Linked DNA regions of Mus musculus: regions 1, 2, 4, 5, 6 and 7 are each linked to region 3. A link is a loop called in an ENCODE intact Hi-C map of the cell type or tissue named here. Cell type or tissue: left cerebral cortex. All regions are shown on one strand. Region 1 has its middle 61 kb from the start of Vwa5b1. Region 2 overlaps Gm32770 (a long non-coding RNA gene). Region 3 has its middle 12 kb from the start of Gm32930. Region 4 overlaps Pla2g5 (phospholipase A2, group V). Region 5 overlaps Pla2g2f (phospholipase A2, group IIF). Region 6 overlaps Pink1 (PTEN induced putative kinase 1). Region 7 has its middle 51 kb from the start of Gm32549.

Evidence for each region. A loop is a pair of places that touch in the nucleus more often than their neighbours do. Peaks named below come from ENCODE experiments on the same cell type or tissue, not always from the same donor. Only the 100,000 strongest peaks of a DNase experiment are listed, where the experiment ranks them.
Region 1: it touches region 3 in a loop (2.3-fold over the local background); 4 of 42 quality-filtered maps call a loop at or near these places.
Region 2: a loop joins it to region 3, with 7 times the contacts of the local background. A loop is called at or near these places in 18 of 42 quality-filtered maps.
Region 4: a loop joins it to region 3, with 2.0 times the contacts of the local background. A loop is called at or near these places in 4 of 42 quality-filtered maps.
Region 5: a loop joins it to region 3, with 7 times the contacts of the local background. A loop is called at or near these places in 35 of 42 quality-filtered maps.
Region 6: a loop joins it to region 3, with 4 times the contacts of the local background. A loop is called at or near these places in 5 of 42 quality-filtered maps.
Region 7: it touches region 3 in a loop (4-fold over the local background); 4 of 42 quality-filtered maps call a loop at or near these places.

What each region holds. Positions count from the first base shown.
Region 1 is chr4:138,560,595-138,564,594 of GRCm38, forward strand. It overlaps a transcript of Vwa5b1 not described here. Among named protein-coding and RNA genes, the nearest start is that of Vwa5b1, 61 kb to the right of the region's middle. In left cerebral cortex, a CTCF peak has its summit at 1,589 (motif pointing left); DNase peaks (open chromatin) are centred at 163, 1,595, 2,206 and 2,534; H3K27ac peaks cover 2,024 bases.
Region 2 is chr4:138,706,740-138,710,739 of GRCm38, forward strand. The region is part of intron 4 of Gm32770 (a long non-coding RNA gene); the gene reads left to right. It also overlaps a transcript of Ubxn10 not described here. Among named protein-coding and RNA genes, the nearest start is that of Ubxn10, 17 kb to the right of the region's middle. In left cerebral cortex, a CTCF peak has its summit at 2,115 (motif pointing right); DNase peaks (open chromatin) are centred at 2,110 and 3,346; H3K27ac peaks cover 473 bases.
Region 3 is chr4:138,849,580-138,853,579 of GRCm38, forward strand. It overlaps a transcript of Pla2g5 not described here. Among named protein-coding and RNA genes, the nearest start is that of Gm32930, 12 kb to the right of the region's middle. In left cerebral cortex, a CTCF peak has its summit at 2,111 (motif pointing left); DNase peaks (open chromatin) are centred at 2,098, 2,670 and 3,565; H3K27ac peaks cover 2,613 bases.
Region 4 is chr4:138,798,610-138,802,609 of GRCm38, forward strand. It overlaps Pla2g5 (phospholipase A2, group V), which reads right to left. Exons shown (of 5, transcript NM_011110.4): 4 at 2,743-2,849; 5 at 638-2,052. The coding sequence ends at 1,931. Among named protein-coding and RNA genes, the nearest start is that of Pla2g5, 19 kb to the right of the region's middle. In left cerebral cortex, no CTCF peak of the experiment used is centred here; DNase peaks (open chromatin) are centred at 1,710, 2,348, 2,842 and 3,216; H3K27ac peaks cover 2,867 bases.
Region 5 is chr4:138,746,645-138,750,644 of GRCm38, forward strand. It overlaps Pla2g2f (phospholipase A2, group IIF), which reads right to left. Exons shown (of 5, transcript NM_001360875.1): 5 at 3,889-4,000. Among named protein-coding and RNA genes, the nearest start is that of Pla2g2f, 9.0 kb to the right of the region's middle. In left cerebral cortex, CTCF peaks have their summits at 1,347 and 2,214 (motif pointing right); DNase peaks (open chromatin) are centred at 425, 1,321 and 2,218; H3K27ac peaks cover 2,345 bases.
Region 6 is chr4:138,317,513-138,321,512 of GRCm38, forward strand. Pink1 (PTEN induced putative kinase 1) reads right to left here. Exons shown (of 8, transcript NM_026880.2): 2 at 3,226-3,510; 3 at 2,477-2,577; 4 at 384-566. Among named protein-coding and RNA genes, the nearest start is that of Mir7019, 3.3 kb to the left of the region's middle. In left cerebral cortex, CTCF peaks have their summits at 1,185 (motif pointing left) and 2,202 (motif pointing right); DNase peaks (open chromatin) are centred at 1,167 and 2,205; H3K27ac peaks cover 295 bases.
Region 7 is chr4:138,545,373-138,549,372 of GRCm38, forward strand. No RefSeq gene overlaps it. Among named protein-coding and RNA genes, the nearest start is that of Gm32549, 51 kb to the left of the region's middle. In left cerebral cortex, a CTCF peak has its summit at 1,881 (motif pointing left); DNase peaks (open chromatin) are centred at 1,088, 1,877, 3,059 and 3,769; H3K27ac peaks cover 2,767 bases.

The DNA of each region.
Region 1 (4,000 bases), 290 kb before region 3:
GTGCAGGCAGGGACTTCATTTTGCTTCTAGGTTTAGTAGGTGACATGGCTTGTCAATAGAGGGAAAGATCTCGGGTATGACACATAAGAAGTGACCAGAAAGTGGGACCCCCAGTCCAGATGAGAGATCTTGCCTGTGAGGTTGAGTCCAGACTTTCCCTCTTGAGGCAGAGGGAGCCTAGAGGATGCTTGAGTCTTCCCTGGTTGCAGTGTGGAGGCTGGATATGAAGCCATCATCTGCAGGCAGGGAGAACAGCTGGCATAGCACAGCAGGGATCTGAGCAGAGTCTGGGGTGACGGTGTGGATATGTCAGGGAAGAGTGAAGGGTGGTACGCATGAGAAGCCAAGGTTTCTATTCTCATTCATTCACTCATTCATTTACTCATTCTCTCATTCGCTTTATATCCCGATTGCAGCCTCTCCTCCAATCCCACACTCTCACCTCCATCCTCCCTTGCCCGGCACATCGAGGTGCATCAGGACTAAGCTCATCTTCCTGCACTAAGTCCAGCTAGGGGAGAGGGATCCAAAGACAGGCAACAGAGTCCGAGTCAGGCTTCATCCAACAGCGGATGGAAACAGATGCAAAGATGCACAGCCAGACATTAGGCCGAGTTCAGAGAGTCCTGTGGAAGAGTCGGGAGAAGGATTAGGAGCCCGCAGGCTTAAGGACGACACAAGACCTACAGGGACAACTCACCTGGCCCATGGGGGCTCACAGAGACTGAGACACCAAGCAAAGGTCTCCACTCTTAAAATTCCATCTGTCCCTTCCGTTTCTCGCCCTGAATTTGGTGATGTTTGGTATATCTAACTTTTTATACTCAGTATGCAAAGATCATGGGGCTTGAGTCATTTCAGGTCCCTTCTGGAGTGAATGACAGAAAGGATGGTCCTAACCTGATCACTGACTGAAGCCAGTGCTTACACGGGTGCTATGGGAGTGGGAGAAGCTTTGCCTTGAAGGATGTCATAGCCAATGAAGGAGACAGAGCTCTATTTGAGAACCCCTGTCTGATGAAGGACATAAAATCCCTGCCCGTGAAAGGCCTCCAATCTGATGGGGGCAGGGTGGTATGCAGCAGTACACACACACACACACACACACACACACACACACACACACACACACACACACACACAGAGAGAGAGAGAGAGAGAGAGAGAGTTAGAGTTGGGAGCTCCTAGTCTAATGGAAGACATAGACCACTCCCCCTCACCACTAATAAAATAGGAAGTTACTATTGAGAGGACGTCTGGGCAGTTTGTCTGAAAGAAGTAGGCATTGCCTGAGGTTGTGGGGAGTGGTGCAAATATTTTGGAGGAGAGGAGGAGGAATGGGCCAAGCAGGCAAGGACCACATAGTTACTTTCTCCTGCAAAGGTCAGCCAGCCTGGGGTCTGAACACACAGCTCTGTACATGGCGCCTGTCAGCCGGCTTCTGGGCTGCTACAAAGTGCTTGGTTTTAGCAGAGAGGAGAGAGGTGGTTGACAGGAACAGCCTGGGTCGTGGGGCACCATCCTTACGCTTGCTCCTCAGTTCCCATACCCAGGCTGTGTACAGCCCTGGTCTGGGAAGGCAGTGCACACCCACAGCGCCCTCTGCTGGATGTCAGGATGGCACTGCCAACTTGAGTGCAGAAGAGATCTGGTAAACAGCTCCTGCTTTCCAGCAGGGAGTTCCAGGTTCAGAAGTCACCCAGGCCGGGGTGGGGGTGGGGTGGGGTGGGGGGGTGGGGATGGGGGGTAGTGGGGTGACACAGGGAAGGTGTCAACGCCTGGCAGAACGTGTATCTACCCGCTGGATCTGAGGTCTGAGGCTTTTCTGGGACCAGTTTGTCTTAGGATGGCTGAGAAAGCTATAGCAAACAGCTTCCCTACTGTCGGCTGAGCCGGGTTTTAAAGTGGGGTCTGGCCCACCTTCTAGGTATCTGGGATAGGAAAGGGCCCTTTGCATCACATATCACTAAGATGATCCAGGGCTCATTGTGCAATAGAGCATGTGCGTCCCTTTCTTCTTCCAAGACCCTAGACCTGGGCTGGACGTTGGGTGTGCTCCGGCTGGATGCTCCCAGGGTCACAGTGAGTGAGTGCAGCTGGGGCTTCCAGCAGAATGATGGAGTTTGACAGGGTGGGGCTGGAGTCCTCTTGGTAGACCAGGATGAGGGGACCTGAGAGCTCACGGGGAGCTCAGGCTATGGTGTGATAGGCAACAGTGCCCTGCAGGGTACAGGCTGTTATCATGCCCAGAATCCCGGGTGTGGTCAGTTCCTGTCTTACGGAGATGCTGGAGTTAGCCCAGGAGTCCCTTTTAATCTTTAGTGCATCCTTACCAGTGTGAGGGACAAGGAGGTCCTCACCGCCATCCTGGCCTGGCCTTTACAGGAGGGTCAGTAGAACATGAGGGGGAAGTGCCATCAGGGTGTCACCGACTGCTTTAGCTCAGCCTGTTGGCATTCCTGTGGGAACTGATAGTGCTTCATTGCGATGTTTGGGGGCTGGTGGGAAATTCCTAATTTAGTCAACCACTTCCCCTGCAGTCTGCTAAGGGCTTGTATTGATCACGTTTCCTGTTGCTGTGACCAAAATTCCTGACAAGAAGCAGCTTAAGGGGGTGGGGTTCTTTCTGTCTTACAGTTCAAGGGAGTGCAATTGAACATGGCAGGGGAGTTGTCAGCAGGTCACATGACATTACATCTGTAACCAGGAAGCAGAGGCTCGTGGAAGGTGGTACTTAGCTTACTCACTGTCTTTCATGCAGCCTGGGACATCAGTCCGTGGGGTGTCCTACCTGAAGTGAAGGCGAGTCTCATACTTAAGCTAAGCCAATCTAGAGAACCCCTCATAGACATGCCCAGAGATGCATTTCCTAGGTGGTTCCAGTTCAGGTCACATTGACAATCAATATTGACCACTGTGGGGGTCACCAGTTTGGGGGAAAAGGTGAGTTGCTTTGTGATGTCCAAACGAGCCCCATACTTGTTTGGGGGAGACAAGTTTGGAAGCTGTGGCCTGTTGAATAAACACATTTTATGGATGCTGTTTAATTAAACACAGTTCAGCATCCTAATTTTAAACTATGTCCCATAGGAAGAGAAGGTATTCTATTCTTTGTAAGTTAGAAAGTCTCAGTTGTTAACATCCTTCCTGGTCACTCTCTGTTACAGAAGGCTTGGGATAGCAGGCAACACAGATGAACTCTGCTAGGAGACCATGCGCACATCTGGCTCGGGTCCTCCACTGGATAGTGCCAACATCTGTGTTGGTTTGACTGGCGGCTTTCTCAGGCTGTCGGGCCAGCTCCATGGGTGCACTTGTGATGGCCTGGGCGGAATTGGTACCCCGGGGGTAGTCCCTAGCTAATGCCTGAGTGGCGCTGGTACTCACGTGACCTGTTTCTTTTAAACTTGAGGTTTTTATCACTCTGGGTCCCAGAATTCCTGGTAGGAACTGTGACCAACTTCTCAGGTTTAAAACCTCCCCACGACCTCTCAGTCCCCAGCAAACCAAGACCGTCGGTCATCTTAGGAGAAAGCCTTGCCAAGTCAGGGGCAGCTTACTAAGGAAGGTGAACTGGTCCCTGTCCTGCTAGTTTGGCCTCTGAGAACAAAAGGACCGGACACAAGTCAAATCTTGTCACACCAACAGTTTTATGAGCCAAAAGCCTGGAGAAGAACAGAGCTACCATGACAAAGCAGCCACCCTTTGAAAATATATCCACACACAATTCCGTGGTAGGCACAGCTAGGTGATGGAATTAGACAGCCGGGCCCCAGGACTTCTGCAACATCAATGTAAATGACTACACCAGGCAAGGCGCTAATGTATTTTCCAAGAAGCAGGAAGTGTCTAGGCACTGTGAGGTCATGGGGGCGAGCAGAGAAAGACACAGGGCATCACGTGATAGGTAGGCACTTGAGGCTCTGTCTGACAAGGACAAGCACCGGCCATGCCACTTGAGTCAAAGCCATTTGGGCAAATAGTTGGAACTACACCGGGT
Region 2 (4,000 bases), 140 kb before region 3:
AGGTGAGGCTTTGCTATCCAGAGATGCTCTTCAGTGAAGTCTTCCTTCAGTATGCCCTCCCATAGCTCCTCCCCTTCCTGGGTGGGGAACCGGGGAACCCTCCCGTAACTCCTCCCCTTCCTGGGCGGGGAACCTTAGGTAGTATGGCGCCTTAGTGGAGCCAGCCATACTCTGGGTGGCCTCTTCAGCGATGCAGCTGAGAGTCAGCTTCCCAAAGGGCTTGCTAGTATTTTAGCTGTCCCGAGTCACTTACGATCCTGGAAACAATTCCAATCACCTTTAGTTCATCAAGCTGGATTTGGACAAACTCCTTTGGTGGTTGGCGCCCTTTCTATCTGCGGTCAGTACGTGTTTCTGCATTTCCTCTCAGGAAAGGTTATGGAATGTCCCCCCAGATCTGACTCCAACAAGCCCATCTTACCCTCGTTGTCCCTCCATAGAGCTCTGGGGAGTGCGTCTCTCAGACAAGCTTCCAGTTTGGACTGTGATGCATCGGTCTTCAAAACCAATGCTGAATCCCCTGTCCTACAGGGTCAAGTCCATGTCCCTTGATGTGGCAATAAGGGTCCTGTGCCGTCACACCTACCTGTGCAGGAAGGACATGCCCCGGCTGCTCTGAGTTCTTTGGTCCCTGGCAGGGCAGGCCGCACCTCTCCTGCCTCAAATTCACCACGCGCTCCTCCCTGCCTACCTTAGTCACCAGGATTCAGCCTATGACACCCCTTTGTGTTGAAGCCTGCTATAGCACCTTTATGCACTCAAGTTCTGCATCTCCTGGAGAGGTCTCCACAGCCTAGCCTGGGATGGAATACAGAGCAAACGCACAGTGCTAGCTGAGTGTGTCTCTTTATGTGATTCAATCCTTCCTGGGTGTGTTTGATTCTTTTTGAGACAGGGTCTTACTATGTAGCCCTGGCTGTTCTAGAACTCACTATGTAGATTATCATGGCCTTGAACTCACAGAGCTCTACGTGCCTTTGCCTCTCAAGTACTGGTGTTAAAGTCATGAACCACTCACTATCCTAGCCTTACCACATTTCTAAAGGTCACACTTGATGGATGCAAATAAAAGCTGGAGTTGGATTTAAGTTTTTTTTTTTTCTTTTTTGCCTATGGTCTGAGAAATAAAATCCCTGTGTTGCCACATCCGTACCCAGCTCTGAGGGGACCCAGAATCTGTCACCTTCAAGCTTTTTCTTTGCTCCATCTTCACAGGCTCCTGCTTGTGGTAGGTGAAAGTTGCACCGCCCCATCAATCAAAAGCCAGCCCCTGCTCCCAGGGCCATCTATAGCAGATGCTACTGAGACCCACAGCTCGGACGGCTGGGGCACAGACAATATTTCTTGAGACTTGTCCTATGCTTTCTGTGCCAGCCCTCCGTTCAAGACTCAGTGTGAACAGTTATAGCAGAAATTGTCCTTGACATGAAAATTGCATAATTGATGATTAGGAGGCCGTAAACACCATTAAATTGTCTCATTAGTTTCGCAATAACCAAATGGATATGCATTAGGACTTGGAATTGAAGTGTCCGCTGAGTTCTTTAGCAGGGCTCTCAGCTCGAGGTGGGAGCCAGGGAGTTCTGAGCCACCTGCAGACTCTTCCTCACACAGATTGGTGGTGACTGATAGGGCTGACTTTCTGGTCACAACTAAAATGTCCTCCTGCCCTCCACCCACTGCAGACATCCTGAGCCACTGACCAGGACTTGGCATTAGGCATTGGGTGTGTCTCGCAGTTCCCTGCTCCTGGCCACGTGACCTTGGCCAAGCCACTCTGACTCTCCATGGTCCTTCCTCAAGCCAGCTAAGAATCTACCCCAGGTTCTACAGAAGGCCACTAGGTCCGTGAGCATCTCCTTACAATGCAGGATCAGAGCAATAGCCTCCCTCTCTCCTCTTTCTACTGCCCATTCAAACCTTGAGCCACAGATGCCACCTGATGAAGGGTTCAAAGGTTGTACTTCCTGTCTGAGGGCCAGTGGCTGGTTTGCAGGGGGCGGGGCCTTTACCGCACCAAAGCCCAGCTGCTCAACATACATTTCTCTTCCGTTTAATCTTGGTATGCAGACAGGTTGGTGAGTGCTGGCGAAGCACCGGGAAGAACACCAGGTGGCGCTTTAGGGTGACCTGTCCCTAGAAAGGAGAGACCAAGAAGGGTGCCCTGTGAGGGCAAAAGCAGAGAGAGCTCTGACACACAGAATGGGTTGTGGACAAGACCTTGGTCACTCACTGGGCCCGGGAGTGCCCTCTTAGGCCAAAAGTACCTTTCACCATGTCTTAAGCATACCTCTATTTAAAACAAACAAACAGACAGACAAGCACCGGGACTAAAAGCCTCTCTTGCAGTGTTGCTCAGTGGGTATCCCTGAGTATTCATGCACTTAGCTCCCTCAGCGCTGGGAGGTAACACCCTCCTTTTAAACCTTGGGACATTAAAAAAAGGTGAAATTACTTGTCTCAATAGGTACGGGTGCTAGAAGGGGAACCTGGGATGGAGCCTTGGGGGTCTGGACCCAGGGGATACGCATGTCCCCACCTTTATGCCACACGAAGAGCAAGTGGCTCTCAGCTGCCCTTCAACCGTGTGCTTTTTAGGTTATCTTTTCCTAATAGCAGAAACGGGCGTTGGGCTGGAGAGGTGGCTCAGTGGGTAGAGCATTTGCTGCGCTCATTTGACTCTGGAACCCACAGAAAGCTGGATGCGGTAGTGCGCATGTCTATAATCCTGACACTCCCGCAGTGAGGTGGAAGATGAAGACAGGAGAGTCCCTGGAAGATCTCAGGTAGTGAACAAGAAGAAAGAAACCTTGTGCCAACCAAGGCAGAAGTCAAGGACGGACATCCAGGGTTATCCTCCAGCCTCCACATCTGCACTACGGCATATGTGTGCCTACACACACAGAGAGAGAGGGGGGGGAGGGGGAGAGGGAGAGGGAGGGAGAGAGAGAGGGGGAGGAAGGGAGAGAGAGAGAGGGGGGAGGGGGAGGGGGAGAGAGAGGGAGAGGAAAAACACAAACAAAATGCACACTTGGGGGGTGCTTGAGCCCTTGGAGTCTACTCGTGTAAATAAGATGACTTGGGACAATAACCAAAAAACAATCCAAGTCAAGTTTATTGAGTGGGATAGTGTAGAGACACTCACTGGTCAGAAGCAGTAAAGGGGCGTTGGGAGGCGGGGGACATAGCAAGCTGGTACAGGAACCAGTCAACTAAGCATTTCCTAAGTCTGCCATCTCCTCCAAGCAGAGAAAATGTCATTTGCCTTGCACAGGGGACCTCTACGCCCACCCAGCACACCCCTCCTCCCCCATCTTGACATGCCATCATTTAAAGTGTAGGCAAAGCATTAAATGAGGAAAGACATGTTCTCCAAATGCCAACGGTTCTCCCGAGGCTCCCTTAGGCTGGCTGTGAGCCTTGCCAGCAGCCCGGTCCCCCGTGTAAAGAGTACAGCTCTCTAGATCTAGGCAGGCTAGGAAGCCAGCGGCAGCCATGTTGCAGGGCTCTGCCACAATGGTGGAAGGTCAGAGCTGGACGCTGTGGAGAGAAGGCCACTCATGCTTACAGCTTTACAGAGTGCTTGCCTAAAGGAGAGAAGAAAAAAAAAAGAGTCAGCTAAGGGCAATAAAGACTCCACCCCTGAGGGGCTATGGTATCTGTGATTGACAGATGCTGCCTTCATCCTATGTTTCTGTTTTTCTTCTTGGGTAGATTCATAGGTAGAGCCCCCCAGAGGGACCTCCATCACACATTCCCAGACATTCCCTAGTGTCTGCCGGGTGTTAGTCTTGTATTACTGATACCATCTCGTGTGTGTGTGTGTGTGTGTGTGTGTGTGTGTGTGTGTGTGTGTGTGTGTGTGTTTCTGCTCTTCTAAAATATAAAGTACCTGGAAAAGCAGAGTGTACCTGCCTGGCTTATTGCTGCAAAGACCGTGTTGTCTTTATTAGGGTAATGAGATGCCTGTTCTGAAACACGCAGATGAGGAGCACGGCAG
Region 3 (4,000 bases):
TATGAATAATTTTGAAGTTGTTTTATACTGTTCTCCTGCTATTTTATACTGTCCTGTTTCATTGCTAGCTCTGAAAAATGGGGTATTACAAACACACAGACACAAACAAATCACCAGCACGAACACACAAACACGCATGCATATTCAAACATCAACACATATATACATGCACAAACAAACACACCTGAATGCATACACAAACTCACAAGCACAAGCACACAGGCATTTGAAAACATGCGCATAAACATGTATACACACACATGCACACACAAAAACTCACATGTGGAGTACAAATACAAAATCACACAAACACACAAAATATACATTCATAAGCACACATGCATACAAACCCAGGAACCAACATGCAGATGTTAAAAAAAACCCACAAACACAAATTCATGCAAAAGAAACCCACACATGCACACAAAAGACACACACATGTGTACACACGTACACCAAGAACACACAAGCATACAAATGTTCACATACAAACACATATATGCCTGTATACACACACATGCCTACATGTGTGCACAAACATAAGCTCACACACAAATTCATTAGGGCACACAGACACACATAAATATAATGTGTACACATGCAAAACCAACACACACAATGTGCATGCATGCATATGCCCGCAAAGAGACACCAACACACAGACATCCATGAACACACATGTGCAGATGCACAGACACACGCATTCACACACAAACTCACAGAGAACATATAAACAGACAGATGCATACACACATAAAATGCATGCAAATGAAAATGCATGTAAATGAAAAAGCACACACAAACAGAAGCACATACAAACCCTCACTAGAGTGGACTGTCCCCTCCCCCCACCATTCTTGAACTCCAGACACCTGACTCAGACACACTGTGTTGTTAGTTATTAAGTCAGCTACTTCTTGATGTGGGATCCACTCTGTCTCTCAGAAATCTTTAAGAACAATGCCTCATTGTATCTAAGGGAAGGCTTGGCACTTGCCCGCTCCTGTTCTGTCTCTGTCTCTCTCTCTCACACACATACAGAGAGAGAGAGAGAGAGAGAGAGAGAGAGAGAGAGAGAGAGAGAGAGAGACCGTAGCTACACTATGCTCCTGTCTGCCTATGACACTAACAACTCTCCAAATAAAACTCTCTCCTTTCTCCTTTTTTTTTTGTTCCCTTCAAAATCCCGCTCTGTCGTCCAGGCAGATGAGGTTGGCCATGACTCTCCCACCTCGACCTCCTGAGGGCTGGAATTTCAGACATGAGCCGTTATCCCTAGATCTCTATTTTCTCTGACCAACACATGTAAACCAACGTGTGTGTTAAATATTTGATTTTGGCTGCGTGTGGAGGTATACACTCTAATCTCAGCACCCAGGAAGCAGAGGCAGGCAGATGAGAACTGCCTCAAATCACAACAAACAAGGAGTTAAACCTTGTAATAGGAAATTCCTTTTGGATTTTTTTTTAGTGAAAAGGAATATGCGCTCTTCTGATCCCTTAACCATTTGCCACTTCCAGGAAGAAAGATTTCCTAACCTAAGAACGGGGGGGAGATAGATGTGGCTGCAGTCCTCAGACCTCAGCAGACAAGTTTCTGTGTGCGGTGGGCAGCACTTAGCACACAAATTCACACTGGCCAGAGAGCACCTGTCTGCTTCCCAGAGGCAAACCAGCCCATCCAAGTCTGCCTGACTCTCCTTTGTATTTGCCCCAGTGATATGAATCTCTGAGCACAGAGCCCCAGACCCTCTTGCCCCTTTCTTTGCGGAATAAACCTAATGGCTGAATTTCGGTGTGATTTAAGCGTCTACGGTTGAGGCAAGTTTCTTCTCTTCCCCTCCACACAGGGGACAGGCACCCTTATTATATAAAGTGATTAGCTGTTTTTTTCTTTGTGCCACAAGTTTGAAAGTAGTAAAATGTCACCTGCAGGTTCTTGAGAAAAGATGTTCGGCCACCCAGAGCTCTGAACTGTCCCTCTGATGTTGGCTTGTGTAATTTGGGTGGTGAAGATGGGAGAAAAGGCAATGTGAAACCCAGAGTCTTCCCCACTCAGCACACGTCCCCATTAGATGGGGCTGGACGGTCCTATGCTGCCATCTACTGGGCACTGGGCCTCCCTGCAGCTTGGGATGGGTGGCATAAATTATCTTCCAGGTGCCCCTGAGACTCTCCAAGGATAGAAACCATATCGTAGCTCCCTCTGAGAATTTGTAATACCTGGAGTCTGAACTGTGAATAGCTGCAACTAAAGGTTTGACTGGGCCTTTTAAGATGCTAGCCAGGAAAATGGCTAAGCCTGGGCCTTAGGTTCTCAACCTGTGGGTTGTGTCCCCTTTGAGGGTCAAATGACCCTTTCATAGGGGTTGCATATCAGATATCAATATTACAATTCATAGCAGTAGCAAAATTATAGCTATGAAGTAGCAAGGAAAATAATTTTGTGGTTGGGGGGGGTCACCACAGCATGAAGAACTGTATTGAAGGCTCGCAGCATTGGGACGTTTCAGGATTACTGAAGGAGAAATCTTTACAAATGACCATCAGCCAAGAACTGTCCACTAAACCTTGCACTAAAGGAATATTGATAGGTTTGGGGGTAAGACATTGTTTACAATGAACATGTGTTGGCCACAGATAAGACAGGCGGAGACCCATCTTGGTGGCAAAGGCCCATAAATAAACCCAGGAAGCTGAGGCTTGTGGGCTGCCAATCTGAGGCCAGTCTGAGATAGAAAAAGAGCTCTCATTCAAAGGGAGAATTGCAGAAAAGCAGGGGGGAGGGATTATGGAGAGAGGAAAGCTCAGGATGGAAGCGTTGGGTCAGGAGCTATGGTCCCACAGATCAAGTCACACCCAGCTGCCCATACAGCCTGGAGAAGGTGACAGATAGCCCCTCTGTGACCTTGCACTATGGGCTAAACTTCTCCTGACCCCCAGAAACAGAGCAAATCTGGTTACAAGCAGGTACTCTGTACTAACTACATGGCATGGGACCATAGGAATCCTCTGTCTGTGTGTGTGTATGTCTGTGTGTGTATCTATGTGTGTGTGTGTTTGTGTGTGTCTATGTGTGTGTGTCTGTGTGTGTATGTGTGTCTGTCTGTGTGTGTGTCTGTCTGTGTTTGTCTGGCTGTCTGCCTGTGTGTCTGTGTGTGTCTTTCTGTCTGCCTATCTGTCTGTATGCCTGTGCATGTGTGTGTGTGTGTGTGTGTGTGTGTGTATGTGTGTGCATGTGTGTCTGTGTATGTATGTGTGTGTGTGTCTGTGTACAGATCTGCATTTGGAGGTCAGAGGACCACCATGGGAATCAGTTCTCTTTCCACCATGTGGGTTCCAGGAATCACTCAGCTTATAAACCCCCTCACCGGTGCTCTGAGCCCTCTCGCCCGCCCCCCAGGCTCTTTTAAACAGCACTAATTTTGCCTTTCACGCAGACACTTATCCATCCTTTTTTCTGTTTACAAGATTGGAATTTTTCCATCCGTGAGCTGCCTAGCTTCCCTTCTTCTTGTAAGGACTCTTTTAGAGGCAGTATTTTCCATCCTGCAATATTTTTAGAAGCTTCTGCATTCAAATCAAAAATTATACCTCATTGTCTCTAAGGTGTGGGATTCCCACACACATACCTCCAAAAGTGACACTCTTGGGTGAGCAGTCTGGTCCTTCTGGAATGTTCCACATTGCAGCTCTGCAAACGCCAGCAGCAACTCTCTCACTGAATTCACTCGGTTTCAGTTATAAGCTTTTATCACCAAATTTAGGGTCACATATTAGGCCTGGGCTATGAGGGTCACACTCATCTACCATGACCTCTTCCTTTCCCCACTGCTACGGGGAGATGGCAGGCAGCCTATTGAGAGCCTCCCTGTGAACGCATCACTCTCTCCCCCAGAGGAAGCTTCCCAACCCATCTATCCAAGTCCCTACGCAATGGGAGGCAGAGGTGGGATCTATAATGGACATACAGTAACTAAAGGGCAGTCTTTGCCCCTTC
Region 4 (4,000 bases), 51 kb before region 3:
AAAGGGGGGGTTGTTTTGTTTTTGCTTTTTAATGTGTGTTGTGAGTATATATGTTTAGTGTGTGTGAGTGTACATGTTTGTGCTCATTGCCATGCATTGGGAAGTACATGCATGCGTATATGTGTGTGCATGCATGCATGTATGCATGAGTGTGTGTGTGCATGTGAGTGTGCCTATGCATGTGTTTGTGTATGTGTGCCTCTGTGTGTGTGTGTGTGTGTGTGTGTGTGTGTGTGTGTGTGTGTGTGTGTGTGTGTAAAACAGTTCAGGTGCCATTCCCCAAGTGTGGTTCACCTTCTTGTTTGGAACTTTTATTGCTGGTTGCTTTGTTTGAAATAGGGTCTCTCACTGGCCCAGGACCCACTAACTCGGTAAGCCTGGCTGGCTATTGAGGCCTGGCTCACCTCCCTACTGCCGAGATTACAAGTGCATACCACCATGGCCAGCTGTTTTGGGTTTTTTTCCTGGTGATCCATTCGAGGTCCTTATGCTTGCTTGAAGTGAGCCAACAGAGCCATCTCCCCAGCACACCACCCCCCACCCCAATTTTGAAATTTTCATGAGTTAAAAACCAGCATGTGAGCCCCACTCCAGTATTGTTTAAATATAGTCACTAGCATACACCAAAACATGTGAATTCAGGGTAGTCTCATATAATTAGCTTTATTTAGAAAATGTTTGAACACTAAAGGTCTCTAAATATAGATCGGATGTGTCCCGTGCACATTCTGGAGCTCCATTTGAAGAAGCCTAGACCCTTCCTCCGGAAGGACACTGCTTTACTGTTGAATACATCTCTTCCTCCTGTCTTGTTGCTATGAGAAAGTTCTGTCTTTTATAAAGCGATAGATGACTTGAGATTTTCAGAGCCCCTAACTCGGTGAAAAATAGACAGACATTCCGCCATTGATATATCTCTACCCCCCCCCCCCGAATCTTATTTAAACCATTTTTCTCACTGAGTGACATCTCAGAACCCCAGCTCCCCTGTATCTGTACCAGGGTCCTTTCTGAAACACAGTCTCACATAGTCTAGGCTACTATCCCTGCTAGGGAGCAGAGGCTGGCCTTGAACTCCCGATTCTCTTGCCTCCACCTTCCAGGTGCTGGGATTGGGGTGTGCACCAGTATACTCCTGGAAGGAGCCTTGTTTTATATTTTGAGGAGAGCCAGAGAGATTCGGACTATCCAAAGGTTTAAAAGACCATACAGCTGCCAGAAGCCAGGGCTGGGAGCTGATTGTTGCCCTCTCTAGCCAGGAGCTCAAGGTGGCATAGGGCTGTGTCTCATCTTCCTCCAGAAGAAACATAAACCCCAGGTCTGGCTTGAAGGAGCCTAAGGTTGAAGAAAATGAACTCAAGACAAACCATGAAAGGCATCAAGGCGTCAAGGCTCCCACCTGTTTCCTGACCTCCATCCCCGAGAGCATACAGATGCCTCGGGGGGGGGGGGGGGTTGGAAAAGCGTGGGCAATCCCACCCCAGCCCCGTCAGAGGAAGTGCTGGGGTGGTGTTTTTCTAGCCTTGAGAATGGGTTTTATTTAATATCTACATAGCAGATTTATAGAGTTAATTTGGCTTCTCCTCCAGTAAAAGGTCTCTGGAGGGTGCTAATGACAGTTGGGTTCCAGAAATTGAAAGAAAAGTCAACACGGCTGGCCTGAGCCGGGGGAGCTTCAGGGCCCAGAGCCAACTTAGCAAGTGCAGGCTCAGCCATCCTGAGAGTCTGCCAACTCTAGATCAAAGTCCCTTCCTCGGACTCTGGAGGGAAGAGTGTAGCCCTGGGGGGGGGGGGGGGCTCTGTCCAGTCCACTGGTGCACAGAGGAAGGCAGATCCAAGACCTTGTGGGGGAGGCGGGACACATCAGGAATACAGCAGAGGGAGACTGCCACCGTGGGAGGTGCCCCCAGGGCAGAGCGCACAGCGGACATTAGCAGAGGAAGTTGGGGTAATACTGGTAAAGAGGGTTGTAAGTCCAGAGGTTTCTCCGCAGGCAGTAGACCAGCTTCCGGTCACAGGCACAGAGCCTCATTGGACAGAAGGAGTCGTGTTCTGCAAAAAGGGATGCCGAGGACAAAATGAGCATAGGAAGACTGGACCCATCAATGCTGACTTGTTCAACTTCGTATCAGAGGATGGCCTCTAGTCTGCATAGACTCCCCGTCTGGGTCCTGCTCTGAGGGATCTCATAGTGTGTGGAGGAGGACTCTGAATCGGGGCCATACATAATCTAATGGAAGAGCCTCAGGTCCTGAACTGAGATGTGTAATCCGAGGGAGGAGTCCCGCTGCAGAACTAGATGCTCAGCTCTTCTTGATCATGACTGAAATTTCTATTCAGGGAGTCCCCAGCCTGGTGCCATAGACACACCCCCTTTGGGTAGAGTGCCTAGCTTGAGGGTGGAACCAGTTTCTGTGGGAGGCATTCAATAGAGATGCACCTGGATGCAACTGGCTTTGGATTTAGGGGCCTGGGCAGGGATCCTGTTGCACACTGGCCAACCTTTGAGCTGTCATTACACTTGTGAAGTAAAGAAGATGAAACCAACTCTCTCCAGGGAGAGGAAGTCTATAAGCCCACAGTACTGGCGAATACTGAGTCTCAACTGGGACTTCCCTTTCCTGGAAGTCTAAAGAGGTTGTCACAGCCCTGTGTCCCTCAACCTCACTCTGCTTCACAAGATATAGGCAGGCCCACCTCTCGGGCAGAGAACTCCCAGGCTGAATAAGAAGCCACCCTTACCGCAGATGACTAGGCCATTTGTGTATCTGTAGTCATAGGACTGGGTCCGAATGGCACAGTCTTTTTCCTCCAGTTGCCCATAACAACGGTCGTGCATCTGACAGCACCTGTCGAGGTGAGAGATGGGGATGCTGAGTCCAGAGCCACCCTCCTGACTCCCCCACACCTGTGGGAGAGTCCAAAGTGAGAGAGTTCCAGCCAAATCTAAACAAAATTAGAGCCAATGGTACCTTGGGGACACTGTGCTTGGATGTTAAAGCTAAATTCTCTCTGAAGGTTTTTTTTAAACCTCTCACCCTGATGAGAAGTTCTCTCTCGTCCCGTATGCACTCCAAGCTTCCCATGCCTTGCCTGTGAGCACAGATACCTGGGACAAAGTTTGACTTTTCTCTAAGACTGCGACAGCTCAGGCAAGATGCTCTACATAGAAGGCTTGCTTAGCAACAGAATCTCCACCAATAAACAGACGGCAGCTCTTGCCTCTGGTTTCCACAACCAATGAGCTTGGTATCTAAGCAGCTTATGTAAAGGTGTTGTGCTCTCCTGCTAATTTAAACTTCCCCTTAGCTCACCCTCCTCAAATAGGTTTCAGCATTCATAATCTTACTGCAATGCAGCCCTGTTCCCAAATCAATAGCTATTCTTTGGAGAGTCTGAATGCTTTTTAGGCTGAAACCCCTAGCAGGTATGAAACTACAGCCACATCCCTTTGGTAGAACCTGTGGCAAGTGGGTGTGACCCAGCAGCGATGGTGCCTGGTAAGTTAGCTCCTCTCACCCACTAGAACTGCCACTGGTCAGAAGTTCACAGACCTGGTTTTGCCTCCTAATAGCTAAACAGTGGAGGTGTGGTGGTTTGAATGAAAATGCCCTACCCCCCCCCCTGAGGCTCATGGGGACTGGCACTATTAGGAGGTGTGTTCTTGTTGGAGTAGATGTGGTCCTGGAGGAAGTGTGTCACTGAGGGTGAACTTCGAAGTCTCAGATGCTCAAGCCAGGTCTAGTGTGACATCCCCTTCCTGCTGCCTGCAGATCTGGATGTAGAACTCTTAGATACCTCTCCAGCACCATATCTGCCTGCATGCAGCCATGCTTCCAGCTGTGAGGATAACAGATTAAACCTCTGAACTGTAAGCCACCCCCAATTGAATGTTTTCCTTTACAAGAGTCGCTGTGGTCATGGTGTCCCTTCACAGCAATAGAACACTGATCTTATGCAGATCTGTAATGAAGAGGGGCAAGCTGATCAAATGTACAGT
Region 5 (4,000 bases), 100 kb before region 3:
AAGGCAGGCGCTGTCCAACCCCCTGGTCTCTGTCACCCAGCTGGCATTGCTGCCCAACAGCTTGAACCTGACCATGTCCAGGAACTCCCCTTCATAGGCTGAGCCTAGATGAAGCAGAACTGGGAAAGGGAGAGCTCAGAGGTCAGTCTTGGACCCAGGAAGCCATGTTCCTGGTTCTGGCTGTGCCTGAGGGACACAAAAGAAGTGGCTTGTGATTCAGAGTTGGCTAGAAGGGAGAGAGGCTGGAATAAGGGCGACCTCCCCCAGCCTCCTCCTCTAGTTTTCTCACTGTGGTGAGTGGCTGGTGTGTGTGTCACCCAGTGTGCTTTTTCGTGCACGGTCTCACTGATCACTGGAGAGACCCTAGGACTCGGTGACTCACTCTTGGATCACTAGTGGAAATGAAGGCTTGTGTCTGCAGCGCGCCGGAAGGCAAGCCTGGTCTCCCGATTTGAAATCTGGCTCATTTCCACGATGTCTACTTCCTTACAAACCATCTGGATTGGAATCACCTAGGAGACACACCTCCAAGTGCTCCTTTGAGGGTGTTTATGAGGTAGTTTGAGGAGAGAAGACCAACTCTGTATATGGTAGACACCATTTCATGGCTAGGGACCCAGACTGAATAAAAAGGGGTAAAGGAGAAAGGTAGTTGGTCGCTAGCCTTCTCCCTCTCCCTCCTTCCCCTCCCTCCCTCCCTCCTCCCTCCTTCTTCTTCTTTCCTCCCTCCTCCCTCTCTCCTCCCTCCCTCCTCCCTGACTGTAGGCCAACATACCCAGCTGCCACAAGCTCTGGCTCCCATGCCTTCTCCACCACAATGGACTGTGTATGACCTCAAACAAATCCTTAAAAGCCCCAAACAATCCCTTCCTTAAGTAGCTCTGCCAGGAAGGAACTCTGTCACAGCAAAATCAACTAAGACACATCCCCCTTTATAGGAGAGGGCTATTAGATGCGAAGCTTTCTGAGGTTATGGCTCAATGGAGTCAGGGGGCAATTCTTGGGTGACAATGACTAACTTATGTGGCCTCTCTGGGAGTTAACCTCCTCACTTATAAAGGAAACGGTGAAGAGTGCCCAGCTCAGGCGGCTGCCAAGCTGGAGAGATAAGGCAGCTTGGGGCACAGTGTGCATATAGTAGCTGCTCAGTTACTCCTTGACTGACTCCTGCTCAGTGGGCTGCTCTTGCGTGGTGGCCCTTACAGGGAAGTCTGGTTTGGCTTTGCCAGGATCCTGTCTCTGAGTCTAGGAAATGTCAGTATTTCTCTCCAGAACCTTGCTTGTCACAGTCACAGTGGCATCAGCTGCTCGTTAGGAAGCCACAACTGGGGAGCCTGACAGCTGGTGTCGCTGTGCCAGCCTCGGGGGAGGAAGGGCTGTGTTCACAGTCAAGGCTGGGCTGAGTAAATAGCCGTGCTCCAGCCCAGCACCTATTGCATGCACACGGAGCCCGGCTCAGCCCAGCCCAGCCCAGTACCTACTGCATGCACACGGAGCCCGGCTCAGCCCAGCCCAGCCCAGTACCTACTGTATGCACACGGAGCCCAGCTCAGCCCAGCCCAGCCCAGGGCGAAGGGGCCTGTGAGCTTGGGAAGTAAGTGTCCCCCCACTCCCTCCTCCTTAAGCTCCCTTCAACTCCCCCCACCCCACCCCCCAATCAGGACCAGACTGGTTCATTAATCCACAGCGTTGTCTCTGCCAGGTTTCTGTTTGTGGGGAAGGTCATGGCCAATCCATTTCTTCCTCTTCCTGCTCCTATTTGCCTACCTGACTTCGAGACCCATAGGTGATCAACACCAGAACCAGAGGCGTCATCACCAGCTCCAACCCTTTCTGTCCTCCATGCCAGACCCTGTACTAGGTCATGCGCCTTCTTGACCTGAGTCCCACCCGACTCCCAGACCTCTGCTGTGCACTCACCAGTCGCAGAGTGCAGAGGCTGAGACTTGGAGGGGTGATGTGACTTGCCCAGGGTCCTGTGGCCAGCCAGTGGCTGAGCTGGGTACCACCTAGTCCACTGTCTTTGCCTGAAACGTCTGGCGGTTTTGAGAGGTAGTATTGGTGTCCATGAAAAGATGGTGGAGGTAATATCCTTTTGCTCCAGGGGAACATTGGCTGCCTGGGGTGAGATCTGTCTGTGGGATAGGGACCCCACTGTAGTTCCACAGCAGAGGAGCCAATGTGGTGAATAGCACCAGGTGTGACCTATACTGACCACCAGGTGTCACCCAAGTCCTAGAAAAACAGTCATAAATCTGGCCTCAGTGGGAGAGGATGCACCTAGCCCCACAGACACTTGATGTGCCAGGGTGAGGAGATATTGGGGGGTGGGGGTGCACAGCAGACAACCTCAGGGCTCAGAAAGGCTGAGCCGGAGTAACAAAGGAGAGACAGACTGTGGGAGTGAGGAGCCCACCTCAAGGTCCTGGTTTTCCTGCCCTTCCTCTCTCCCCAGCCCTACCCGAATGGCCTCTGGGCATCCCTGGGACGCCCCTCTCCCCACCAGACTTGGAACATCTTCATCTGTACTGGCATACCACAGAGCACCGTGTGTGAAGGTTAAGGCCTTCCTCACCCGCCAGGCCTGGGCTCTTGGGGAACAGAGGCCATACCCAGGAGACACTAAGGATACAGAGTCTCTGTCTTCTTCTAGAATCTCCTAATGAGCTGGGTCTGCGATGCAGAAAGGCTGCTCCACTAAGGACTGAGGCAAGGGACAGAAGCTGTGTGTGTCAGCCTCCCCTCCCTTGGGAACTTCTTCCCCCATACCCCCAGGAACACTGGGCTGGGCTGGTTTTGTCCACTTTACACATCCTACAGTTGGGAAAGAAGGAGTTTCTACTGAGATGTTGCCTCCATCAAACTGGCCAGCAGTGGTACCTATGGGGCATTTTCTTGATTAGTGATTGACGTGGGAGGGTCCAGACTCTGTGGGCCGGTCCATCCCTAGGCAGGGTTGAATAAGAAAGAAAGCTGAGCAAGCCATAGGGAGCAACTTAGAGAGCTGCTTTCTTCTGTTTCCTGCCGCTGGCCCTGCTGAAAGCCCTACCCTGACTTCCCTCAATGATCAACGGTGACAGAGATGCATAAGGCAGATAAACCCTGGGCTCCCCCAGTTGCCTGTTGGTCGTGATGATTGTCTCAGCATTAGACATCAAAGTTGGACAAACACTCGTGCCTCTGGACACTGTGCCCATTCAGGAACCAGACGAGAAGACGTAAAGGAACCTGAATGGGAGAGGAGGCAGGGGCTGGGACCTAGATGGGTTTGCTCCATGGCTTCCTGTGGCTGCCCCACTTTCTCTATCTGAGGCATCTGGCCTCAAAACTAGTACCAGGAGGAGACTGATTTCCTGCCTCTCTCTGACCCTCCCACCCTCATTCAGCTCACTAAGATAGCTGCCATTTTCCTGGCTGCCCTATCAGGCTGTGACCTTTAGGCCAGAGGTTCCATCACAGAAGGGACAACCAGAGATACAGCCCTAAAAGAGGGCGGTGTCCGCACCTCAGCCACTCGTTGCTGCACATCAGTGTGGAAGCACAAAGGGAGGGGTAGTCGATGGCCGTTTGCATGATTCGGAGCACAGCTGTGGCTTCAGAGACTTTGGGACAGTGCCCCGGGCAAGGTGGATGCCTGAAGCAGCCCACACAGGTTGTCATCATGGAGTGGTGGGTCCCCACGCCCCTGTCCATCACCTGGGCATCACCTTCCTCCCTTCTCAGCTGTGCCTTTAGCCTCACCGGGCCGTATCTCCCCACAAGCATAGGGGTGAGGGAAAGATGGAGCTCGGCCAGCCGTGACACGTAAAGGAACCTGCCTTCCTCGGTACTGGAGACCTAGGAGTGCATCCCTGTACCCACCCTGACCCTAAGAAGGACCCAGCAGTGGCAGCCAAGACAGGAGGGTTTTTATTAGTTTGGGGAAGAGATGTTGTATTCTGTGGAGACAGGGGGAGGGGGGTTGAGGTACAGGTGAGCTGGGTCCTACAACAGTAGAGTC
Region 6 (4,000 bases), 530 kb before region 3:
CCTCCTTCCGTGCTAGGACTGGGCCTTTCCCCTTCTGGAGTTTCTCCTATCTTTATTCCCAGGCATCCTTTCAGATCTCATCCACCCTGACCCCAAATCTCAGAAGCCATGCCAGTGTCACTCCCCAACTCCTCAGCGCCGTCTCTGAAGTTAGCTGGCACTGAAAGAGGACGCCATAGAGGGAGGAGCTACCAAGGTGCCAAGCGCACATTCTGGAAGATGAGATGATCTATCATTCATTCTAACCCAGCTCTCTCCTACACGGCTCTCATTTCTGCGTGCTTTGTTCTTCCCTGTGCTCCAAGCACAGACCAGCTCCCATGGGACAGGAGAGGCTGCTGCACGATCCTTACCCCCGCCCCCACACAAGCACCACCACTTACTTCTTCATAACGAGGAACAGTGTGCGACCGTGGCCCAGGCCTTCTGGGTAGTAGTGTGGGGGCAGCATATCAGGATAGTCAGCCAGGGCCCCCGGCAGGAGGGGCACAGATGAGGTGAAGGCGCGGAAAACCCGGATGATGTTAGGGTGTGGGGCAAGCTGCTTGGGACCATCTCTGGATCTTCTGTTCAGGCAAATGGAACAGCAGATGGGGCCAGCATCAGAGACAAGTGCTGGGCAGACGAGCTAAGGCCACCACCTCAGGCACCCATTCAGGCAGAGTTGCCATATCCACTGCAGGTCTGCTCTCTTCCAGCTATTGCACCCCAACAGGGGTGACTTCTCCCATTCTAGCCCACCCTTTGGCCCATCTATCCATCTCACATGGTGGAACACAGTGGCTCAGAGACCCTGGCGACTGCCACACTCAGTCCTTGGGCAATGCTACTCATTCCCTCTGAGCTCAGGGCAGAGTGGGAAATACAGACTCAGCGATGCTCTGTACAAGGCGGTTGATACGCACAGAGCACTACAGTCGTGCTCAGCAGCACAGGGACTCAGCAAGGCTGATGCTCTGTTAGCATTTACTATGGTCACACAGAGAGCCAAGCATTAGCTACAATGCTGGAACTATGTATAGAGCAGAGTCGCCGCTTTGAGATCCAACACGAGAGTAATTCTTTTAGCTCTCTGAGGACAGGGACCCAGCCCAAGTCATCTCCCCCTTCACAGGGACTAGCATCCTCTTTCCCAAATGAGTCCCCAACACTGATGCAGTTCGCTGTAGTGCTGCCACCTGGTGGCCCTTGTTCACCCCTGCAGGATGCCCCACAGCCAGGGCCCCACAAAGCACTGTGGACAGGGTGGCTCTGCCTCTCTGCCAAAGCTGACTGGACCAAAAGTGGGCATTAGGAACCAAGGTCAGGGTGCTCATGGGTTCATCTGAGATCCTGATGGCTGCTGGGAAAAGGAACAGGCAGGTAGGTCACTTCTCTTAGGGGACACAGGGAAGGCGACTGGAAGCAAAGGCTTGCAGGACCAGAAGAGCCACAGAGAGGAGCACCAGTGCTAAGGGTGCAGAGGAGAGTGGAGGAGTCCCCAGTGATGAGCCAAGTTTGGGAGGATAACTGCCCTGTCCTGGGGCCTAGTTCATGTGTGTTCTTGTACTGCCCCTCTGTGTCACAGGAGTGGGTCCTTGCACTATGTAGCACTGTCCTTGCCCTGGGTGAATGGTGACACGGAGTGTCAGGACCTCAGCAGGAGGCTGGCAGCACCCTGGCAGGTGTCATAGTAGCTTCAAGGCAGTGTGGGGAGATGGGAGATTTGGTCCAAGTTAGGTCTGTCTGCAGTGTGCAGAGACTGCAGCCTGAGCAATGCAGAAAGTCAGAGCTCTGGCTTCTGAGGAAGACGGGGTGAGCTTTCGGGAGTGGGGAGGGTACAGACAGGCAAGGGCGAGACCTGAGGTGGGAGAGGCAGCAAGGAGCAGAGTCCGAGGTTTCCGGACAGAGGCCAAGTGGGCATGCATGAGCCATGAGTCGTCTGGGGGGGGGGGTGTCTCTGGAGACCCAGCAGAATTTCAGCTAGTACCCTTGGCACAGGCACCAGAGGTAGAATACAGAACCAATTGTCAACCAGAGAAACCTGGAAAAATCGAATAGACACATAGGACCGAAGCCAGGCAGCTAAGAAAGTCATAGAAATAAGTAGAAGGGTTAGGGCTACGGGAGTTTGCACTTCAGGCTCTCAGCCACTGTCAATAGTGTTCCCGCCCGTGGAGACAGTACATGTGAACCACTAGGTGGCGCCTCAGTCACAAAGGCTTACCACTAGGTGGCGCTACACCCACACACTGCTTTGCCAGAATTAGGACAATGCCTAGCCTTCTGAACTGGGCCTCTTTGGCTGGTGTTTACTCCTGCACCCATGGGAATCAGCCACCAGCATCATTATTAGCCGGTGTGACACAAGTTTAACTTATCCACAAATCAAAAATTCTTACAGGACATCACGCGATAACTGTGCAGCGTAGTAGTGCTGGGGAGACGTTTATTCTCAAAGAGCACGTGATTGCTCGGTGGGCAAAGGAGTGCTCACCTGTAAGTAACTGCTCCATACTCTCCAGCCAAAGCCACGCGGCTTGCCGGGACCAGCTCCTGGCTCATTTTGCTTAAGATGGCTTCGCTGGAGGAACCTGCCTGAAACACAGCCACAGGGCACGTGTGATTAAACAGACCTGTGGGATCTGAACCAAGACGATGGCAACCTAGATCTGGCTTTGACCATCGAGGTGAGATAAACACCTCTAACGTGGCAAGCCCAAACCATCTACTCCCCGAAACCGGCGGAAGGTACCACTTAGAGAACGCTTGCTATACCTCGAACTCTTGGTAGTTAAGTGGCCCTGGGAATGAACAGAGGCCAAGATTTCAGAGCCCTTGATGCTTGCCACCAGGGATGTCTTCTGTCACCACCAGCTCAAAACTGACCACAGAGAGGGGACAGACAGCTTTGGATCATGCTGGGGTATAGAGAAGACCATGGCTCCTCCCTGGCCAGAGAAGCCAGTCATGGAAGGAGGAGTGAACGGTTTTATGGCTGACCTCAGATGAACTAAGCGTCAGCTCAGAAACCGGTGGTTTAGGCAGTTGCTGCTCAGAGTAGTTCACAGAACAGAAGCCTGGGCGGCACCATCAGAACTTGCGAAAAAATCAGACGCTCACATAAGACAGGAGAAGCCTAACCCCATAGGCTTTCTTGTGGAAAGCCTGTGAAAGTCTCCCCCAGTCCCCAAAGACAATCTCTTTGAGACGTGCCTGCTCAGAAGGAGGACAGTCCATCCTTACCGAGATATTCCACATCATCTTGATGGCAAAGGGAAAGGTGGGAGTCCCTGGAGCCTGCTCCCCGTCTGCTCCCTTCAGGACGACATCCGGGCCCTTTCCTATAAGGCCAAGGTGTTTGGCCTTTTCCAGGTGCTGGGGCAGCGTGGGCATGGTGGCTTCATACACAGCGGCATTGCAACCCTTGCCAATGGCTTGCCCTATCAGATAATCCTCCAGACGGAAGCCCTGCCAGCATCGAGTGTCCAGTGGGTCAGACACGCGCTTGGTTTTCTGTGTAAAAATTGCCTGTGAGGGAAAAGAATGTAGTTATCTGGAGGTGGAGGGCGGGGAATGGGGGGGAGGGGAGGGGCCACCTACATAGCAAACACAAGAGTGGGGAGGCACATTGATACAGGGTTCTCATGCAGCCTGCTTCTGCTTCATTGCCTAAGACAGTCTTTCTCACCTTTCTCTCTCTCTCTCTCTCTCTCTCTCTCTCTCTCTCTCTCTCTCTCTCTCTCTCTTTGAGGGAGGGTAAGTTGTTTGAGACAGGGTTTCTCAGTCTAGCCCTGGCTGTCCTGGAACTCACTCTGTAAACCAGGCTAGCCTTGAACTTAGAAATCCACCTGCCTCTACCTCCCAAGTGCTGGGATTAAAGGAGTGTGCCACCATGCCTGGCCTGAGACCTTGTCTTTAACAACTAAACAAAACAAGACAAGTAACTTGTATGGGCACTTTTTTCTTGCCATTATTCTATGAACAGTCACATGGCATTTGTTCCAGTCTGTGTAATGCC
Region 7 (4,000 bases), 300 kb before region 3:
GAGACTGTCTCAAAAAAGAGAGAAGGAAGGAAGGAAGGACAGGGAGTCAGGCGGGCAGGCCCTATACTGGCTATTCTTGACGAGTTACAAGAACAATACAGCCTGTAGCTGCTGAGGGAGGGGGGCAGCAAGCTTCCCACTTCTCCCCCATGGTTCAGGGGTTCAGTTGCTCTGAGAACCCCTGAGCTGTTTCTCACCATCGAGGGGCACAATCGATCATGGCTACGAGAGCCACTTGCGTCTAGTTTTGATTCCTGTTATTGCCGTGTACAGGTGGGGTGGTGTTAGGCAGGTGACACATCTCCTCGAGCCTCTGGTCCGCCATCGGTAAAGGTGAAGCACGGGCTGTGCTTCCGACATGATAGGACTGCGCGTTCCACTTGAGATGCTCCAGGCTAACACCTGCTCAACACTTGGTTTCTGCCTGGATGCCTGGTGCCCTCATCTGTCAGAAGGAGGCTGGGCTTGATTCTGCTGGCCTCTGTGAGGTTAGAGAGATGGGATGAGCTTTGTCGTGGTGGGAATGCAGACCAGGGTCCTGGTACCCATCACGGTGCTCAGCAAGGAACAAGAGCAAAAGGAAAACCACTTGAAAGAGTAGGTTGAAAAGAAAAAGGATAACAGGAATAAGTTAGTGAGGAGAGATAAAGGGAGAAGGGCGGGAGCAGGGAAGAGAGGGGAAAATGGGAAGAAAAAGAGAAAGGAAAGACAGAGAGGCGACAGGTGAGGTAAGAAGATGAGGGAGGGAACCTTAGCTCACGTCTTCACGTCGACCCCTACTTCACAGTACCGACACCCCTCAAGTCTGCCTCCTCTCCCCTTCCTGCTCTCTCTCTCTCTCTCTCTCTCTCTCTCTCTCTCTCTCTCTCTCTCTCTCTCTCTCTCTCTCTCTCTCTCTCCCCAACATCACCCCACCAGGCCTTCAGAGCCTCTGGCTCTTACAAAATATTCACTGTTCTCTCGACTGTTCTGCTCTGCGCTGCGACTTAGGTGCCAAGAATGGCGGACTCATCAGAGGTAAAACATGTCTAACACGAGGCACCGTGGGGACTGACTCATCGCAGGATGCTCTTTGCCCCCGTGCTGGGGTGCCGGAGCTGGCTTCGCTGGCTGGGCTGAGTGTGCCCACATGCTCCTGGCTTTTGGCAGAGGGTGGTGGTAGTCCCACCCAGAGGTTCTGACTGCAGCAGAGGCTACATTGGTTTGGAAAATGGAGTGACAGCAGGGGATCAGAGAAGCCTTGGCTGAGGTGGAGGGACACGGCTTCTGGATGCTGAGGGAGGTGAGAGGTGGGCCAGCTGGCAGAGCTCTGGCTCCATTGAGAATTCTGGAGCCACCTATGGGCGGGTCCTCAGGCAAGGTCCAGGGGGTCTGGGGTGGGGAGGATTGGTACAGCTGTTGGGGAGGGAGAGGCAGACATTCCAGGGGAGTCAAGGCTGGCCAGGAAAGATGCACAGAGACATAGAGACAGAGGCATAGAGACAGAGACATAGGGACAGAGGCATAGAGACAGAGACATACAGACAGATGCACAGAGACAGAGACAGAGACATAGAGACAGACACATAGAGACAGATACACACATAGACAGACACACAGGGAGACAGAAACAGATACACCCATAGACAGACATAGACACACAGGGAGACACAGAGACGTACAGAGTGAGACAGACAGACAGACTCCCCCCACAGAAACACACATACGGGGGGGGGGTAACTTTTGTAGACTGAAAGGTAAATGCCAATCTCCAAGGAGTCAACCAACTGCTTTTTACTGCACACCTACTGTGTGCCAGGTCCCTAGGAACCTCAACGTATTCTGTTCTCACACTAGCCTTCTGCCAGAGACATCAGTACTATCCAGCGCCCCCTTCTGGCCTCCATAGGTACTAGCTACACATGTGGTGCACATGTAGCAAAACATCCAAGCGCATACAAATAAATAAAAATCTTAAACGTTCGTTAGAAAGCAGAGTTCAGGGAGGAAAAGTAGTGTTTAAGTCATGTATTTTTTCCCCCAGACAAACATTTATGTTCAGATTTAATTTTTTATAGTTTTGGGATTCCTGGGCATAGATACAGGCTAGGTCAGAGCAGAGCTGCATTGAGGAGGTGGTGGGTGCACAGAGGACTTGGGGTCCTGCCAGTGCATTCCACGGAGGATGGCAGCCTTCACAAAAGGCTGGCTGATGTTCCTGGCTTCTGGCAAAGGGTCATGATCTAAACCGGAGTTTCTGAGATGCCCTGTTGACCCTTTACCTCATGCTCAGAAGGGAGGTAGTTCTGTTGACCCCGCCCCGCCCCATGCTCAGAAGGGAGGTAGTTCTGTTGACCCCGCCCCCGCCCCATGCTCAGAAGGGAGGTAGTTCTGTTGACCCCGCCCCCGCCCCATGCTCAGAAGGAAGGTAGTTCTGTTGACCCCGCCCCATGCTGAGAAGGATGGTAGTTTCCGGAGGCATCACTGTCTCTAAGAACCTGCCTGGCAGTCAGGTCATCTAGTTCCCCCAAATCTCAGCAGGTGTGCCATTTATCAGGTAGGGCCTGCTGAGGCCCAGCAAAGGTGCTGGACGGCTTTCTGAGTTCCTCTGTTTTGAGGGCAACTCCGCTCTTTGCATAATGTCAGTCGCTTTGCACATTTTTTTTTTTTTTGGTTCCAGGTCATATAATTCTATCCCCTGAGCATAAATAATGAACAGCGATTGCTGGTACCGCGGTCGCCATGGCAACATCATCCCAAATTTCATCCTAGAGGGGCTAAGAGAGGCCTGTGGTGAGGGTGGGGGCTGGCCTGGATGGGACTGGAGTCCACTAGGCTTAGGACGTTGGGATTATATTATCCGGATGCCCTTAAGGAAGCCCCGGGGCTCAGCTCAGAGCTGAAGTGTCACCAGTGACTCTCGGCTCTGTCGCTGGGCTGATGCTCCCATATGAAGAGAGGCAGGATCCAGGCTGCTGTTGCTCCTTTTTTAACCTGAAGATATGAGGCAGAGCTGAGTCCTGTGCAGGCTGAGCCATCTGACAGGGGGAGAGCGGCTGCAGAGAAATTGTGTCAGGCTCATTTGAAGTTCCAGGCAGGGAGCAGGAGTGTGGAGGCTGCAAGCGGTGGGTGACGGACGGGTTTGTTCCCAGCCGTCACAGAAAAGTATCTGGCAAGGAGCTGGACTAGAATGGGGACCAGAGGTGGGAGGGGCTAAGACTCCTGTGCTCCTAGGCAGGACCAATCTCTGACCCTGCCCCAGGCATCTCAGAAGAGCTCTGTGCTAACAGGGTCTCACCTGTTGCTAGGAAGGACACCCGTTAGCTGCTCTAGGCTGGGAGGACAAAGCTGGGACAGGAAGTGTCCTGTATGCAGGATGCTGGGGGTGGGTGGGAGGGGGCAGAGGCTCTTTCTATTTTTTTCTCTCCGTTTTTTTAGAGAGGACTCTGTGAATCAGCATGTCTTCTCTTTTCTTTTGCGTTTTGTCTCTTCTTTCTCTCCTCATGCTCCATCTTGATTCTTCCTACCCATGAATGTCTCCCCTCTTCTCCCTCCACTCTTCCTGTGGCCTCCCTCTCTCCTCTCCTTTCTCTTGCCCCCATCAGCTGACCAGATAGATGCACAGCAGTTCTCCCTGTCACGTGCCACAAAGCCAATCTTAATTAAAATTAATTAATTAGTTAAAAAAACCCACAGGGCTCCTTCTACCTCCCAGCCACCATCTGGGCCTACCCCGATTTGTCCATAATCTAAACATCAACCCAAGGGAAAATTACAGGAAAAAAAATTCATTTGCTCAAAATACCCAGAGCTAAGCAGACACGCATTTAGGCCAACACTTCCCACACTGGCTAGTGTTCTCCAAGGCCTGAGTTGGGAGAGGCCACTGAGCTGAGCTGCAGGAGGCACAGACACCGGAACCTGCCTGAGCAGGTTCATATCTCTGTTTTGTAGCACACTGGACATGTGACTCTGGGCAAGTCTTTTGTTATCCTGTGCTTCAGTTTTCCTTCCTGCAAAA